Regions from separate parts of the Homo sapiens genome. Here region 2 is linked to region 1. A link is a loop called in an ENCODE intact Hi-C map of the cell type or tissue named here. Cell type or tissue: psoas muscle. All regions are shown on one strand. Links, peaks and the distances in the headings refer to the core of each region. The heading gives the core; the rest is flanking DNA. Region 1 overlaps DRC8 (dynein regulatory complex subunit 8). Region 2 overlaps DESI2 (desumoylating isopeptidase 2).

Region 1 (8,754 bases), core at 541-8,540:
CAAGAGACAATCATATTTGTTGTCTAGAAAAATCACTTGGGCAAGTGTGCTCAGTGGATTAGATGGACTCCAGGTTTGGGACTCCAGGTTTGTCCCAGTATAGTAGTCCAGAAAGATAAAACCCTGAACCAAAGTAATGGAAGTCAGGAATGAAACAAGGAGATAGGCTAGAGGAAATGGATAGATTTTGTAATAGGACAGATATGAATATTGAGTCAGGTCAGGGACACGGTTTCTGATTGGGTAACAAAGAATAAAGAGGAATAGTAGAGTTATGTAAATAATAGTTCTAGTCTTGCACATGTTGAGTTTGGGTGCCTGTGAGGCATTCAGGTTGAGATATAACATAGGCAGCACTGTGTGCTTGGTACCTAAATATCTGTTGAATGAAAAATGAGAATGATGTGTGTTGGATCGCTTGAATGTATTCCTCTGTAAGTGGTTGTAGTCTTGGGAATGGTTGAGAATGTCCAGAAAAAATGGATACAATTTTGTTGACTGAGGCCGGGCGTGGTGGTTCACGCCTGTAATCCCAGCACCTTGGGAGGCCCAGGCGGGTGGATTACCTGAGGTAGGCAGTTCGAGACCAGCCTGACCAACATGGCAAAACCCCCTCTCTACCCAAAACACAAAAATTAGCCAGGTGTGGTGGCAGGCGTCTGTAATCCCAGCTACTTGAGAGGCTGAGGCAGGAGAATCGCTTGAACCTGGGGAGGCAGAGGTTGCAGTGAGCCGAGATCACGCCATTGCACTCCAGCCTGGATGACAGAGTGAGACTCTCTGTCCCCACCCCACCACCCCACCGCCAAAAAAAAATGTTGACTGAAAGGAGAAGTGACTAGGATCAGAACTCTGGGTAAAAATCAGTAATTGAACAGAGAAAAATAACTTGTGAATAAGATTGAAAGCACAATTGCAAAATCATGGGAAAATGAGCAAATAGTGTCACAAAAGCCAAGTAGGAAGAATTTCATGAAGGAAGCACTTAAAAATGTTGGGAAAAACTCCCCAATGGTTAACATTTATAGAGCACTTACTCTGAAGTAGGCACTGGGCTGAATGTTTTACGTGTATTATGTCCTTTAATCCTTACAATAAATCTATGTGGTAGGTGCCTCTGTTACCCGCTTTCCACAAGTAAGGAAATGGAGGCTTAGATAGGTAAAGCAGCCTTCCAGTTTCAGCTCAAAAGGTAAGCGCTTGGAAGTCATCACTCCGGTTGCTCCTGGAGCCATAAACTGCAAGAAATATTTGTTAATTTTGACAAATTGGTGGAGGCTGCGTGTGGACTGTCATGAGAGTGAGAAACTCCTGGAGGCCTGCAGTCTTAGGCGGTCCCTCACACTTCCTCCGGTTTTACTCCTAGGAACCCCACGGGGTTATTCTGGTGAAGAGCCAAGCAAGGTTGGTTTAACAGGGGAAGGGGAAAGCAACGCTTTTGAAATATGCTAGTGCATTCTTCATAAAAAGGCCAATTTCAGTGGCCGCTAGTCTGGTCTTATCTCAACGGATGGAAAAAGCTGAAAAACACTTGTGAAGGTCACAGCCCATTGACACAGGTCCACTAAAAGACTGAGATTTCATCGTAAGTTGATAGAATTCTCCTCACCCATCCCTCACCACCACATCAACAGGAATACAACTCAGACCAACTGACAGCGGCTTGCAGCTGGAAGACCTACAAGGTGGAGACTCTATTTAAGGACAAGTTCTTAGGGAAGCCTGAAGAGGAATCTGGCACCTACAGCTACAGCAAACATTAAACACAGCCCTACTCCTAGCCAGATTGGGGTAAAGCCTCACACTAGTAGCTGATTACTATCATGTCTGGCTTCCAACAAAAAATGACAAGACATGCTAATAGGCAAGAAAAACAGCCCGAAGAGACAAAGCAAGCATCAGAACCAGACTTAGATATATGATAATGGGTGTTTTGTAATTATCAAGGAATTTAAAGAACTGTGATTAATATGTTAAAGGTTCAGGCCGGGCTTGGTGACGCATGCCTGTAATCCCAGCACTTTGGGAGGCCAAGGAGGGTGGGTCACTTGAGGTTAGGAGTGTGAGACCAGCCTAGCCAACATGGCAAAACCCCATCTCTACAAAAAGACAAAAATTAGCCAGGCGTGGTGGCGTGTGCCTGTAGTCCCAGCTACTTGTGAGGCTGAGGCAGGAGAATCACTCGGACCCTGGAGTCCATAGACTCAATGTGGCTGAGGAAAGAATCATTGAGCTTGAAGGTATGTCACTAGAAACTTTCCAAACTGAATTGCAAAGAGAGAAAAGAATGAAAAAACAACACCCAAGAACCATGGGATAATTTAAAAGGTGTGAAATAACATGTAATTGAATGCCAGAAGGAAAAGAAAGAATAGAGCAGAAGAAATATTTGAAAAAATGGGCTGAGCGGGCCCAGCACTTTGGGAGGCTGAGGCGGGTGGATCACCTGAGGTCAGGAGATCGAGACCAGCCTGGCCAACATGGTGAAACCCTGTCTGTACTAAAAATAAAAATACAAAAAATTAGCCAGGTGTGGTGGTGGGTGCCTGTAATCTTAGCTACTTGGGAGCCTGAGGCAGAAGAATTTCTTGAATCCAGGAGGCAGAGGTTGCAATGAGCTGATATCGCGCCATTGCAAGAGGGTGAGACTCCAATCTCCTAGGGAAAAAAAAAGAAGAAAATCATCTGGAAAGCTTGTTAAAACATAGATTGTTGGGTCTCACCCTCAGTAATCTGGAGTGAGGGGGTCTGGAAATTTGCATTTCTAACAAGTTACCACAGGATGAGCATGCTGTTAAGAAACATTGATCTAAAATTTAAAGTGAATTTTGCCATTTCAGTGTATTTCCTTCTAGGTTTTGTCTAGGCAGATTTGTATTTTGTTTTGTTTTACAAACTTGAGATGATATTGAATATGGTTTTATGTCCAGCTTTTTTCACTTACTATTAGAAACATTTTTTCATGTCACAAGTATTTCTTAAAGACATATAAAGGAGTTGCATTCATTATATTAGGTTGGTGCAAAAGTAATTGTGGTTTTTGCTATTAAAAGTAATCGGGCCTGGCGTGGTAGCTCACACCTGTAATTCCAGCACTTTGGGAGGCTGAGGTGGGCGGACCACTTGAGGTCAGGAGTTTGAGACCAGCCTGGCCATCATGGTGAAACCCTGTCTCTACTAAAAATACAAAAATTAGCCAGTTGTGGTGGCGCATGCTTGTAATCCCAGCTACTCGGGAGGCCGAGGCAGGAGAATCACTTGTACTCAGGAGGCGGAGGTTGCAGTGAGCCAAGGTCATGCCATTGTACTCCAGCCTGGGCAGTAGAGCAAGACTCTGTCTCAAAAAAAAAAAAAAAAAAAAGTAACCGGAAATACCGCAATTACTTTTGCACCAACTTAACCTAACATTAATACTTATGGTCACTATGATTTACTTAAGGTTTGTCTAACTGTTAGATATTTAAATTGTTTAAAAATGTTCTGTTGTAAATGTTCTTATACAAGGATTTTTTTTTTGACCCAGCTTTGATCCTCATCCTCTACCCACTTTGGAAAAATTTCTTTTTTTTCTGGAGAGACAGGGTTTCTCTCTGTCATCCAGGCTGGAGTGCAGTGGCCCAATCTTAGCTCACTGCAGCCTCAAACTCCTGTGCTCAAGCGGTCCTCCCACCTCAGACTCCTGAGTAGCTGGGACTACAGGTGTATGCCACCGTACCTGGCTAATTTTTTTGGGGGGGGGGAATAATTTTGTTGAATCCCATCTCTGGTGGGTCTTCCTAGTTACAGAGGATAACCCAATTTCCCAATTCTGTGAGTACCTTGTGATCCTTTTGTATTAATTACATTATTTCTCTCCAATTTTAAAGAAATCAATCATAGACCCACATATTGCCATTCAGAGCTTATGATCAGGATAAAATACAGATTTGCTTATTGTCTCTCTATCCTGTTACAGTGGAAATGATAGGAAACTAGATATTTTGTTTCTTTTGTTACTAAATCCCTGGATTTAGAAAATGTGTAGGATATAGTAATCACTGTAAATATTTGTTGCAAGAATGCAGGAACCAGGAGTAGCACATTGATGGCACCTTGCATCTTCTTATTAAGAGTAAATGTATTTTTCTGTGAATCCTTTTAAAATACTGAAAATAGGCTATGTGTGGTGGCTCACACCTGTAATCCCAGCACTTTGGGAAATTGAGGCAGGTGGATCACCTGAGGTCAGGAGTTCGAGACCAGCCTGGCCAACACAGAGAAACCCTGTCTCTACTAAAAGTATAAAAATGAGCCAGGTGTGGTGGCACACGCCTGTAGTCCCAGCTACTCGGGAGGCTGAGGCAGGAGAATCGCTTGAACCTGGGAGGTGGAGGTTGCGGTGAGCCGAGATCATGCCACTACACTCCAGCCTGGGCGACAGAGCAAGACTCTGTCAAAAAACACCCCCCCTTCAAAAAAAAAAAAAAACTCCCTCAATTTCCTGACACATACGTGTTTATCTGTACTTACTGGCTCCTTACAAAAACCTCTTACCTGGTTTACTTGTTTTCATTTATTATGCTGTAAATCTGGTTATTGGTTAATGAATTCTCTACCTAAAATCCTTAATGTCTTCCCATTACCCTTAGGATAGTCTGAATTCTAACAAAACAGACAAGGATGTCTTCTGTCTCCAGGGTTTTTTTTTTTTTTTTTTTTTTCTGATTACATGTGTGGTATCACCATTCACGCATTCTACACTTCATTATACGCTTCATCATAGAGAGCAATTTCTTTGTTGTTCCTGTAATGAAAGTGCTAGCCTGCGCACATATTGTTTCCTTATCCCAGACTTCATTTAGTAAATAGCATTGCTTAGTGGTTAAGAACATGAAGTCTGTAGTTAATCCTTATGGGCTCAAATTCTGGCTTTGCCACTTTAGAGCTGGATAACTTTAGGCAAGGTACTTAGGTGTTCTAATTTCTTCACATGTCAAATGAGGAGCATAGCAGAGCCTGTCCCATGTGGTGGTAAAGGATGTTGTGGAGAACTTCACATGCCGTAAGAGCTCTAGAAATGTTATGAGTCCTTACTTACCGTGTTAGGCCTGGTGCTAGATGTTGGGGAATAAAACAGATTTGGGCCCTGTCCTCTTAGATATTGCTGTAGAGGAGAGAACCATTAAAGAGTTACATAATTATTGGGCCAGGTGTGGTGGCACACACCTGTAATCCCAATACTTTGGGAGGCCAAGGTGGGCAGATCACTCGAGGCCAGGAGTTCAAGACCAGCCTGGCTAATGTGGTGAAACCCCCGTCTCTACTAAAATACAAAAATTAGCCAGGCATGGTGGCACACACCTGTAATCTGAGCTACTTGGGAGGCGGAGGCATGAGAATTGCTTGAACCCGGGAGGCAGAGGTTGCAGTGAGCCGAGATCGTGCCACTGAACTCCAGCCTGGGCAACAGAGGGAGACTCCATCTCAAAAAAAAAAAAAATACATAATTGTTATAAGCAGTTCAAAAAAGTTCAGGGTTCCACAAAAGGGACATCTGATTTAAATTTTTCTTTTTTCTTTCTTTTATTTTTTTTTCAGACAGAGTTTCACTCTTGTTGCCCAGGCTGAAGTACAGTGGCATGATCTCAGCTCACCACAACCTCCACCTCCCAGGTTCAAGTGATTCTTATGCCTCAGCCTCCCGAGTAGCTGGGATTACAGGCGTGTGCCACCATGCCTGGCTAATTTTATATTTTTAGTAGAGACGGGGTTTCTCCATGTTGGTCAGGCTGGTCTTGAACTCCTGACCTCAGGTGACCCGCCCACCTCGGCCTCCCAAAGTGCTGGGATTACAGGCATGAGCCACCATGCCTGGTCTGATTTAAATTTTTCTTACTTCAGTGGCTTTGAATGTGACATTTCCTCTACCAAAAACTACTACTAGTAACAGATGGAACTGCGAATTTACAAGCCTGAAGTAAGAAAGGAGCATAGCTTATTAGAGGAGTTGCACGAGGCTCCATTGTGGCTGGAATGGAGACATGAAGGTGGGAAGAATGGTGTGAAATGAAGTTTGAAAGTAGGCAGAGGCCAGGTCTTTGTGAAGACCAGGTCAGGGAGGCTGACTTCTATACAAGAGCAAGAGGGAGCCATTGGAGCTTTTTAAACAGGGAAATGATACAATTCATTATGTTTTTAAGAGGTCACTTGGCCAGATGTGATGGCACGAGCCTGGAGTCCCAGCTACTTGGGAGGCTGAGGTGGGAGGATTGCTTGAGCCTAGAAGTTCGAGGATGCAGTGAGCTATGATCACACCTGTGAATAGCCACTGCACTCCAGCCTGGGTAACATAGTGAGACCCTGTCTCAAAAAAAAAAAAAAAAAAGATCACTTGCTTGCACTGTGGAAGGGTGGAGCACGGCAAGAGCAGATAATGATGGTGGTGTCTTGGATTAGACAGCAGCGGAGGAAATGGCAGAGAAGGTTTGAGAGTCAAGAGAGTCTAAACGTTTTTGTGACTGGATGTGGGGACTGGAGGAGACAGGGATGAATGAACACCTTTCAGTCCAACTTCTGACTCTTGCTTCTCATCTTTATCTAAGGTCCATCCTCAAGTCTGAGGTGGGTGCCACTCTTGTGCCTCCGTAGGGCTGTCTGTGTATGTCACTAAGTTTTAGCACTGATCTGTTGTGATTTACTATAGCTGGTCTGTTTTCCTTTTAAGTTAGAATGTATTTATAGTAGATGGTAGCTGATCAACAAACATTTCATAAATGAAAGCACAGATTAACATAAAAGTAGATGATGATTGAGTACAGTATTTCTTTCTTTTTTTTTTTTTGAGATGGAGTCTTGCTCTGTCGCTCTGGCTGGAGTGCAATGGCGCGTTCTCAGCTCACTACAACCTCCACCTCCCGGGTTCAAGCAATTCTCATTCCTCCGCCTTCCGAGTAGCTGAGATTACAGGCGTGCATCACCACACCTGGCTAATTTTTTTTTGTATTTTTAGTAGACATGGGGTTTCACCATGTTGGCCAGGCTGGTTTCGAACTCCTGACCTCAAGTGATCCGCCCACCTCAGCCTGCCAAAGTGCTGGGATTACAGGTGTGAGCCACAGCTACGGTATTTCATTTTAAGCCTAGTGTTTTGGTGGTATATTGTCTTTGGATCAAGTTGTTTATGAAAAAAGAATTCTCAAAGAACTATTCCTACCACCTCTCTCCCCTGACCCCCCCAGCCAAAGGCCAAGAATTGGATTCTTGATTTTTTTTTTTTTGACAGCATATGTCTGGAATATGTATTGGTATTAATTGGGTCAAATAGAACAATAACATTATCTGTACTTTCAGTTAATTAACCTTGAGGGCATTTCTTTACCTTCTTTTTTGTATGCTTTAAACAGTTCCCATGGTAAGTATTCCTCTTGGGGCTTATTATTTTATCTTAATTTCTGTAGGTGGGATTTTGAGTATCTAATTAGATATTTAAATATGTAAACAGACATCTCCATGTTAGAAAAAACTCAGCTGCACTATTTGTTTAAAAAACTTCTCTTATATCCTTAGGTGATTTGACTTGTGTTTTGTTATGACTGCTCCTTTGTATTTATTATCATTAATTTGTTCTTTCGAAATTAAGTTTAACTTTTTTTGTTGTTTTTCTCCTATGGTTTAGATTTTAACTTAGTGCAATATGTAGTTTTTTAGTCTTTGCAGCATTTCCATTGATGGAAAACAAATACAGTGTGAAATTGTTGGCTTTCATATACCCAATATGGAATTAAAGTGAAAAGGGAACTATTTAATTTATTATTTTTTTAAATGAGATCGGGTCCCACTATGTTGCCTAGGCTGGCCTTGAACTCTTGGGCTCAAGCGATCCTCCCGCCTTAGCCTCCTGGGTAGCTAGAGAATTATTATATAATGGTATAACTTGCCTCAACTGGGATTTTTATCAATTAAGTGGCATTTTGTTATTATATTGACATACTAATTTAGTTATATTTATTTTATAATAAGCAACACTGCTGTTTATATTTTGTGGCCTATTAGAGTAGGAACAACTAAAAATAAGGTAAATAATATATTTTTAAAGGAGCATGAAATAAAAAATTTTATTTAATATTTAGGAAAGATGATATGCGTATCCAACCCATTGCAAAAATTATAGTAATTGCTAGTTCCAAAATATTGTTAGTGAAATGTCATCAGATTCCTATAAGGCTTATATCTTCATGAAAAGTAATGCTAATAACACTGAGTGTGACATTAGACCTTTGCCTGTTTTCTCTCTTTCCATATATGCTTCCTGTGAATGACTAATAGAAAACTTATTTTCTCTCAACCAAATCTGTGTAACTTACTTTCCTGAGATACTAGGCAACTTCCCTACGTTACAAAAAATTAGTAATGATAATGGGTAACTTTGATTGAATATTCCTATAGTTCAGGTGGTAACCCTCAAAACAACCTTGTCAGCTAGATACTCGATATTGTGCTTTTCACAGATGAGAAAAACTGAATATTTGAGCAGTTATTTATCCTAAAGATTACAGAGCTATGTACGTATGAATATGTAAGAATATGATCTTTAAACCAGGTGGTCTGGTTCTAGAGTCTGTGATCTTAACCATGACACTGTATTGCAACCTAGAAATGGTGGCAAAATTTGTTCAAAGTACAATGTTAATAAAGTAATTTTGATTTATTTAGTTATTATTTATTTATTTTTTGTAGAGACAAGGACCCACTTTGTTGTCCAGGCTGGTCTTGAAT
Region 2 (8,754 bases), core at 145-8,144, 320 kb before region 1:
ATGCTATCCCTCCCCGCTCCCCCCACCCCACCACAGGCCCCAGTGTGTGATGTTCCCCTTCCTGTGTCCAAGTGTTCTCCTTGTTCAATTCCCACCTATGAGTGAGAACATGCGGTGTTTGGTTTTTTGTCCTTGTGATAGTTTGCTGAGAATGATGGTTTCCAGCTTCATCCATGTCCCTACAAAGGACATGAACTCATCATTTTTTATGGCTGCATAGTATTCCATGATGTGTATGTGCCACATTTTCTTAATCCAGTCTATCATTGATGGACATTTGGGTTGGTTCCAAGTCTTTGCTATTGTGAATAGTGCCGCAGTAAACATACGTGTGCATGTGTCTTTATAGCAGCATGATTTATAATCCTTTGGGTACATACCCAGTAATGGGATGGCTGGGTCAAATGGTATTTCTAGTTCTAGATCCCTGAGGAATTGCCACACTGACTTCCACAATGGTTGAACTAGTTTACAGTCCCACAACAGTGTAAAAGTGTTCCTATTTCTCCACATCCTCTCCAGCACCTGTTGTTTCCTGACTTCTTAATGATCGCCATTCTAACTGGTGTGAGAAGGTATCTCATTGTGGTTTTGATTTGCATTTCTCTGATGGCCAGTGATGAGCATTTTTTCATGTGTCTTTTGGCTGCATAAATGTCTTCTTTTGAGAAGTGTCTGTTCATGTCCTTTGCCCACTTGTTGATGGGGTTGTTTGTTTTTTTCTAAATCAAGCTAATTTTCAGTGTCATTAGACACAGGTTACTTCCATCCTTTGGCTGTTATGAATAATGGTGTGTGAACATGGGTTTATAAAAATAAAAATGTCTATTCAAGTCCTGCTTTCGATTTTTTTGGATATATACCCAGAAGTCCATAGATTTTTTTAATTGGGCTTGCACTAAACTTATAAATTAACTTGGGAAGAACTGACATCTTTTCTATCATATTCTTCCCTCCACCCCCATTGATGAAAACAGGATGTTTTTTGTTTTTTGAAATTTTTATCCAGAAAATAGTTAAATAATGCCAAACTCATCTATCTAAACTGTCTATTAAACAGAATAAAGCTAATAAAATATATATGAGATAGTAAGTGGTAATTAGTGCTAAAGAGGAAAGTAAAGCAAAGAAGGGGAGGGACAGTGTAAGTCAGGATGGTATAGTTACCGGTTACTGCAGTTTCAAAGAGAGTGGTCAAGAAAGGCCTCACTAAGAAGGCATTCCTGAAAGGTGAAGTATACCATGTAGAAAGGAGAAAGTGTTCCAGACAGAGGGTAAGCAAACATCAAGGCTGTAAATCGGGCCACATGCTACCTGTTAAGTAAATGTACAGCAAGAAACAAGAGAAGTTTTTAAGGAATTGTTGATTTAAGTTCTCAGGTAGATTCAGTAGGATCATTGAAAATAGAACAAGCAGTACCACCAGAAAGGGAAAAATCTGGGATTAGGATAGATTCCACAAAAATGAAAAGCACCATTTCCTAATTTTTAACTAGAAAGGGAGTTAGATTGGGAACTAAAGAGAAAACAACAAGATTTAGAAAGTCAGAAATTCAAGTAGAAGGGTCAAAAGGATCAAGTGATAGGCAAAACTTTTTAAAAGTTAGGACCATTCAACCAAAGCCTGGTTTAACTTGCAGTTTTTTTTTTTCCTTTTTTTTGACATGGAGTCTCGCTCTGTCGCCCAGGCTGGCATCCGTCTCGGCTCAGTGCAAGCTCCGCCTCCTGGGTTCACGCCATTCTTCTGCCTCAGTCTTCTGAGTAGCTGGGACTACAGGCGCCTGCCACCACGCCCGGCTAATTTTTTGTATTTTTAGTAGAGACGGGGTTTCACCATGTTAGCCAGGATGGTCTCGATCTCCTGACCTCGTGATCCGCCCACCTCAGCCTCCCAAAGTGCTGGGATTACAGGCGTGAGCCACCGCACCTGGCTGCAAATTTTAAGAATAAAGTAAAAAATCCTACAAATACACAAAGGCAAAAAAGTTACACGGGAACAAAATCAGGCTAATTTCAGACTTCTCTTTGCTTATACCAAAGGCTGAATAATAAAGTAGAGCATTATCTACAGAGTATTAAAAGGGAAAAGATTTATGTCTGAATACTATAGCTTCTCCAGTTGTCATTCATGTACAAAAGGACATAGACAATATGTAGATACCTTTCTGGGGGTTAAAAAATTATTCAAGAACTTGGCCGGGCACGGTGGCTCACGCCTGTAATCCCAGCACTTTGGGAGGCCAAGGTGGACGGATCATGAGGTCAGGAGATCGAGACCATCCTGGCTAACACGGTGAAACCCCATCTCTGCTAAAAATACAAAAAATTAGCCAGGCGTGGTGGCGGGCGCCTGTAGTCCCAGCTGCTCGGGAGGCTGAGGCAGGAGAATGGCGTGAACCTGGGAGGCGGAGGTTGCAGTGAGCCGAGATTGCGCCACTGCACGCCAGCCTGGGCGACAGAGTGAGACTCCGTCTCAGGAAAAAAAAAAAAAAAAAAAAAAAATTATTTAAGAACTTAACAATGGGGTGGTTACACTAAAAGGAAAGGCCATGGCCATCAATACTCATTTAACATAGCTAAATCTTATAACTGTGGTTAAAAACAGGGCCAGTGTCCAGAATTACTCTTTGAAGAGAACAAGCATGATGATTTTTAAAAATTAAGTTTTCAGGTTATGTTGAACAAACCTTGGGTGAGAGAGAAGAGGTAAAAGCTTGTAGCAGCCCTATATAGAAGGACGTGTGTTGTAAATATACTTAATTCTTGTTTTGGAAGATTATATTTGAGTGTATGTGTTAATTTTTTTCATTAAGATGTATTATTGGGAGAAAATCAAACCTACAGGGAAAAGAGCAACGAAGACGTAATCCATATGGTGTAATAGAAAAAACAGAGAAAAGTTCAATATGAAATGAAGTCAAGGCCAGGCACTGTGGCTCAGGCCTGTAATCCCAGCACTTTGAGAGGCTGAGGTGGGTGGTAGTGGGACCTTATCTCTACAAAAAATAAATAAATTAGCCAGGCCCATGCCTGTGATTCCAGCTACTTAAGGGACTGAGATGGGAGGATTGCCTCAGCCCAGAAGGTCGAGGCTGCAGTAAGCCATGATTGTGCCACTGCACTCAGTCTGGGCAACAGAGCAAGACCCTGTCTCAAAAATAAATACAAATAGGACCAAGCATATAAGTTATGAAATGACAGTAAATAAATTAAAATCCCCTATTAAGCTTGGTAAGTGTATTTATAAGTGTCCTTTGCCTTACAGAAATTTTGTTCTATGTGGTCAAAACTGTTGGTCTTTTATAACCTTTCATCTTCCAGTCCTTCCCTAGATTTTTCCTTGCAAAAAATGATAGAAATAATCTACATGTTTGTTCCCAAGTGGAATGCCAGTTATCCCAATGCTGTTTATTGAATAATCCATGCTTCCCCATGTTAATTTGTGGCACATACTATGTTTATGTTGTACTAAATTATCATGGATATTTAGGTCTGTTTGAAGACTGTCTGTGCTATTCATTTCTGCCTCTTCCTGCACCATTATTAGATGTTGAATTATACTAGTCTCTTCCAGCAAGTTTTGATATCAGTTTTGATATTGAATCTTCCGATATTAATACCTGATTTTTTTTTTTTAGTGTTTTCAGTATGCCACTATACTAAGCCATTTCCTTATATTATTATCCCTTTTTAAGTTGATGAAACTGAGGCCTAGTTGAAAAGCAAGCTCAGAGTCACGCCATAGTGGTAGAGCACAGTCTTGAACAAGAGCTCTTAACACTAAAATCTGCGCTCCTAACTGTCATGCTGTATTTCTTTTTCCTCATCTCATCCCCTCCATAACCCAGAAATATGCTGATTCTCTTTTTGTTTGTCCTCATCTTACACCCCTCCCTGAACTAACTTCTGCACTCTGTGGCACTCATGGATATACAGTGATCTAAAAACTGCCCTGCCTCCTAAATCTTTTCTGTGACTATTTCTGTCATAGTTAATGCTATGTGTCGACTTGAGTAGACCATGGTACCCAGTTTTAGTCAGACACCAGTCTAGATGTTGCTGCTAAGGTGCTTTTTAGATGTAACAATTTTATAGATTTTGAGTAAAGAAATTACCCTTCAAAATATGGATGGGCTTCATCCAGTCAGTTGAAGGCCTTAAAAGAAAAACTAAGTTCCCCAAGGAAGAACGAATTTTGGCTCCAGACAAGCTGCAACATCACCTCTTCCCTGAATCTGCATCCTGCAGACCTACTCTGAAGATTTCAGATCTATCAAGCCCCACAGTTGTGTGAGCCAGTTCCTTAAAATAATCACTTCTTTGCTCCCCTCTTCATCTGGGCTATTCTGCAGTCTACTGTTACAGTCACTCCCTCTGTCATACTTGTCTCCGTAGTTAAAATCAGCTCACCATCTACACCGCGGCAGCTGAATAGGGCTAGAGAAAAACAACCATAGTGACAGATCTCACTTTACAATTGTGACCACAAACCCCAAGAGGGCCCTAAATACTGTCTAGCAGTGCTTCCTTATTTCTCTGGTCAGTTGACATTCCCACTCTCCGAGACAACTACAATATGTCATACTTTCTCCCCATTCCCTACTCTCAGCTTATTTTCAGAGATTACCTCACAGCTTATTTCACTGAAGAGAAAAGAAAAGGCAGTTTTCTCATCCTTCCACCACCACTGTTTTACCATATGTAGTCTGCGTTCTCTCTGATCATATGGAATGAATTGTCCATGTCTCTATCTGAGATGAAACCTTCCGCTGTGTACTAGAACCCATCCTCTCTCCTATCTATACAAGGACTTCTCTTTCAGAATTGTCACCACTCTTTTCTGCCTCATCAGTTTTTTTTTACTTTCTACTCTATCACTCCAATCAGTGAATGAATATGCTATATTTTATAGTCCCCATTCATTCAAACTGAGGAGAATTAGTGATATACTTTAATATTTATCTCTATTAACCATCAACCATATTGTATCGTGTTCTCAAGCTGAAGGTTTGTCTTTTTAAATGAACTTCTTTAGAAATATATTACTTTTAAGCCTAACAAATAAGTGAACAAGAACTGTTTTAATCAGTCTCATTCATTCTGACCTGTTGCTCTTTTATCTGTGGGTATCAAACAATAATACAGCAATAAGGATTTTTTAAGTTTCCCACTCTGTAGTGACCCTGAGGGCAGACGCAGTGTCTATATTAGTTCCTTTTTAAAGACATAACTGAAACTGGGAACAAAAAGAGGTTTAATTGGACTTACAGTTCCATGTGGCTCGGGAGGCCTCAGAATCATGGCGGGTGGCAAAAGGCACTTGTTACGTGGTGGCAGCAAGAGAAAAATGAGGAAGAAGCAGAAGTGGAAATGCCTGATAAACCCATCAGATCTCGTGATTCTTATTCACTATCACGAGAATAGCATGGTAAAGACTGGCCCCCATGATTCAATTACCTCCCCCTGGGTCCCTCCCACAATACATGGGAATTCTGGGAGATACAATACAAGTTGAGATTTGGCTGGGGACATAGCCAAACCATATCATTCCACCCCTGGTCCCTCCAAATCTCATGTCCTCACATTTCAAAACCAATCATACCTTCTTAGCAGTCCCCTAAAGTCTTAACTCATTTCAGCATTAACCCAAAAGTCCACAGTCCAAAGTCTCATCTGAGACAAGGCAAGTCCCTTCCTATGAGCCTGTAAAATCAAAAGCAAGCTAGCTACTTCCTAGATATAATGGGGATACAGGTATTGGATAAATACAGCCATTCCAAATGGGAGAAATTGGCCAAAACAGAGGGGTTAAAGGGCCCATGCAAGTCCAAAATCCAGTGGGGCAGTCAAATTTTACAGCTGCAAAATGTTCTCCTTTGACTCCGGGTCTCACATCCAGGTCACGCTGATGAAAGAGGTGGGTTAAAATGACTCACATGATCCTTACAATGATATTGTATGCTAGGTATTATTACTATTCCCATTTTAGAGAGGCACAGATAAGTTAACTAACTTTCCCAAGGCCACACAGCTAAAAAGGGGGTAGGATACAAATCCATGCATCCTGATTCCAGGTTGTACCACAAACTGCATTACACTGCCTCTTGCTATAACAGAAGCAGGCTTGACCAAGGAGGAAAAGGTCAAATACAGCCTCTTGCTGCCCCCTCCTCAGTCCTAACTTTTCTTCAGTCCTGACTCTTACTCTGAACTAGTGCAATGGTTTAGGGCTCTCACCTGTCACCTGACAGGCTAGGGAGATCCATTAGGATAGCAGAGAGAAGCAGGCCTCCAGAGGTGACCAGCCAGTGAGAGGGCTGAAAGACACAAGCCATTGCTGGTGCTGAAGCGTAGTCACTCATTGTGTGATCTTGGTTAAATTACTTGGCTGAACATCCCTGACATAATTTACGTATTTTACATGGACTATTTCATTATGAAAGAAAAAGCTGACAGTACATTTTAGAGTGACATCCACAAAATGAGGTATTGACTATATGTATACATTTGTTGTTTTAACACTTATCAAATTGTGATTATTTACATACTTAAGAGTTCCTTATGGACAAGGATTGTGAATTAATCATCTTTGTATCCCCACTGTCTAGCAAAGTTCTGGACACAGCAGAAGAGGTATACCTATGTTTTGTTCAATCAAAGTTGCTTTGTTTATAGATCTGCTGGTATGCTGTCTTTTTAAAATGAGATTTAAACTGACATACAATTTAGGGGGGTCTTTCTAGAATAGTGTTTCTCAATTTTTATCTTGGATTCAATGCATTAGTACCAACAAGACCTCATAAGGTAGTTTAACAGTGTAAACTTACATCAAAGACAGTAATTAGCCCACGATCTCCACTAGTCACAACTGATATGGGGCTTTTTAAAAACTCAAAAATTGAAATGTCTTCTTTTCCCTGAGCACCCTTTTTTGAGAAATAAGTCAAACACTTGCTTCAATTCACTCAACCTCTAACATGAACACTGATTCTAGTTTTTGAGGAGAAATGGTTATTCTTATACTTATCCAGATTATTTAATACTATCTTTTATGGAAGTCAGGCCCAGGCCCTAAGTGGTTATATTAAGTGTTTTAAGTTACAGAAAAAAGAGATGGCATTTGTCAATGTTACTTTCAAGCAGGAAGCATAAAATTTTATTAAACTGATGAGGGGCAAATCATTGACAAAAATGAAGTTTAATGAACGTTCTCTATCTGAAGAATAACATGACAGTAATATAGCACAATCAATTCGTTTCTGTAAACAATACTTTAAAATAATGAATGAAAATATTTAGGCCAGTTTTTTCCATTGAGGCAAGATTGAGCCCAAAAGTAACTGTACTTATTTTTGTAGTTATTGCCTTCCCCCATATTTTAAGAGGATAATTTTTCTGCAATTTTTTTCTCTTCCCTTTTATCATATTAATACTTTAGAATGCTTCTTAAAAATATTTTGAAAGGCCCTTTTTTGTGAGACAGGGTCTTACTTTGACACCCAGTCTAGAGTGCAGTGGCATAGTCATGGCTCACTGCAGGCTTTGACCTCCCAACCTCCAACAAACCTCCCACGTCAGCCCCCTGAGTAGCTGGGACTATGCACCGCCACACCCGGCTAATTGTTTAATTTTTTTGTAGAGATAGGGTCTCACTATGTGGCCCAGGCTGGTCTTGAACTCCTGGGCTTAAGTGATTGTCCCACCTTGGCCTCCCAAAGTGCTGGGATTACAGGCATGAGCCACCGTGCCTGGCCAGAAAACCTGTTTTTATTAAACTTGTACATTTTACTTTCTTCTTTTCAGAATCTTAATAAGAAAACCTTTTTATTCTTGCTTAAAAAAAGAAACTAGACTGGCCAGTTGCTCTGGCTCACACCTGTAATCTCAGCACTTTGGGAGGCCGAGGTGGGCGGATCACCTGAGGTCAGGAGTTCGAGACTAGCCTGACCAATATGGAGAAACCCCATCACTACTAAAAATACAAAATTAGCTGGGCGTGGTGGCATATGCCTGTAATCCTAGCTATTTGGGAGGCTGAGGCAGGAGAATTGCCTGAACCCGGGAGGCAGAGGTTGCGGTGAGCCAAGATCGCACCATTACACTCCAGTCTGGACAACAGGAGCGAAACTCCATCTCAAAAAAAGAAAAAAAGAAACTAGACTTCAGTGACACTGGATGGTGTCAGAGGAGGTAAGTGTGTATTAGTATTAGTGGTCATTCCTTGGCCACCTTCTGTGTAATTACTATCTCCATGGACTTAAGCAAGTACAGGGCTGTAAGGTCCTAGCACCAAAGTAAGATGTGGTTCTCCAGCCCTCTGCTCATGTACTTCACTAATATATAGGCATCCTTTAAAACTACTGTCTTACTTGAAGAAGCCTTTCACTGAGACCTATACTTCTCAAGAATATAAATAATTCTTTTTTTTTTTTGATAGGGAGTTTCGCTCTTGTTCCTAGGCTGGAGTGCGATGGCACAATCTTGGCTCACTGCAACCTCTGCCTCCTGGGTTCAAGTGATTCTCCTGTCCCAGCCTCCGGAATAGCTGGGATTACAGGCACATGCCACCACACCCAGCTAATTTTTGTATTTTTAGTAGAGATGGGGTTTCATCATATTGGTCAGGCTGGTCTTGAACTCCTGACCGCAAGTGATCCACCTGCCTCGGCCTCCCACAGTGCTGGGATTACAGGCATGTGCCACCACACCCGGCAGAATATAAATAATTCTTGTAGGAGTCTTTAAATAGAATCA

What was found. Peaks named below come from ENCODE experiments on the same cell type or tissue, not always from the same donor. Only the 100,000 strongest peaks of a DNase experiment are listed, where the experiment ranks them.
Region 2: a loop joins it to region 1, with 2.3 times the contacts of the local background. A loop is called at or near these places in 38 of 110 quality-filtered maps.

Annotation. Positions count from the first base shown.
Region 1 is chr1:244,980,399-244,989,152 of GRCh38, forward strand. All of the region lies in intron 2 of DRC8 (dynein regulatory complex subunit 8), which reads left to right. Among named protein-coding and RNA genes, the nearest start is that of EFCAB2-AS1, 14 kb to the left of the region's middle. In psoas muscle, for the core only: no CTCF peak of the experiment used is centred there; no DNase peak of the experiment used is centred there.
Region 2 is chr1:244,661,543-244,670,296 of GRCh38, forward strand. All of the region lies in intron 1 of DESI2 (desumoylating isopeptidase 2), which reads left to right. Among named protein-coding and RNA genes, the nearest start is that of DESI2, 13 kb to the left of the region's middle. In psoas muscle, for the core only: no CTCF peak of the experiment used is centred there; no DNase peak of the experiment used is centred there; H3K4me3 peaks cover 757 bases; H3K27ac peaks cover 1,481 bases.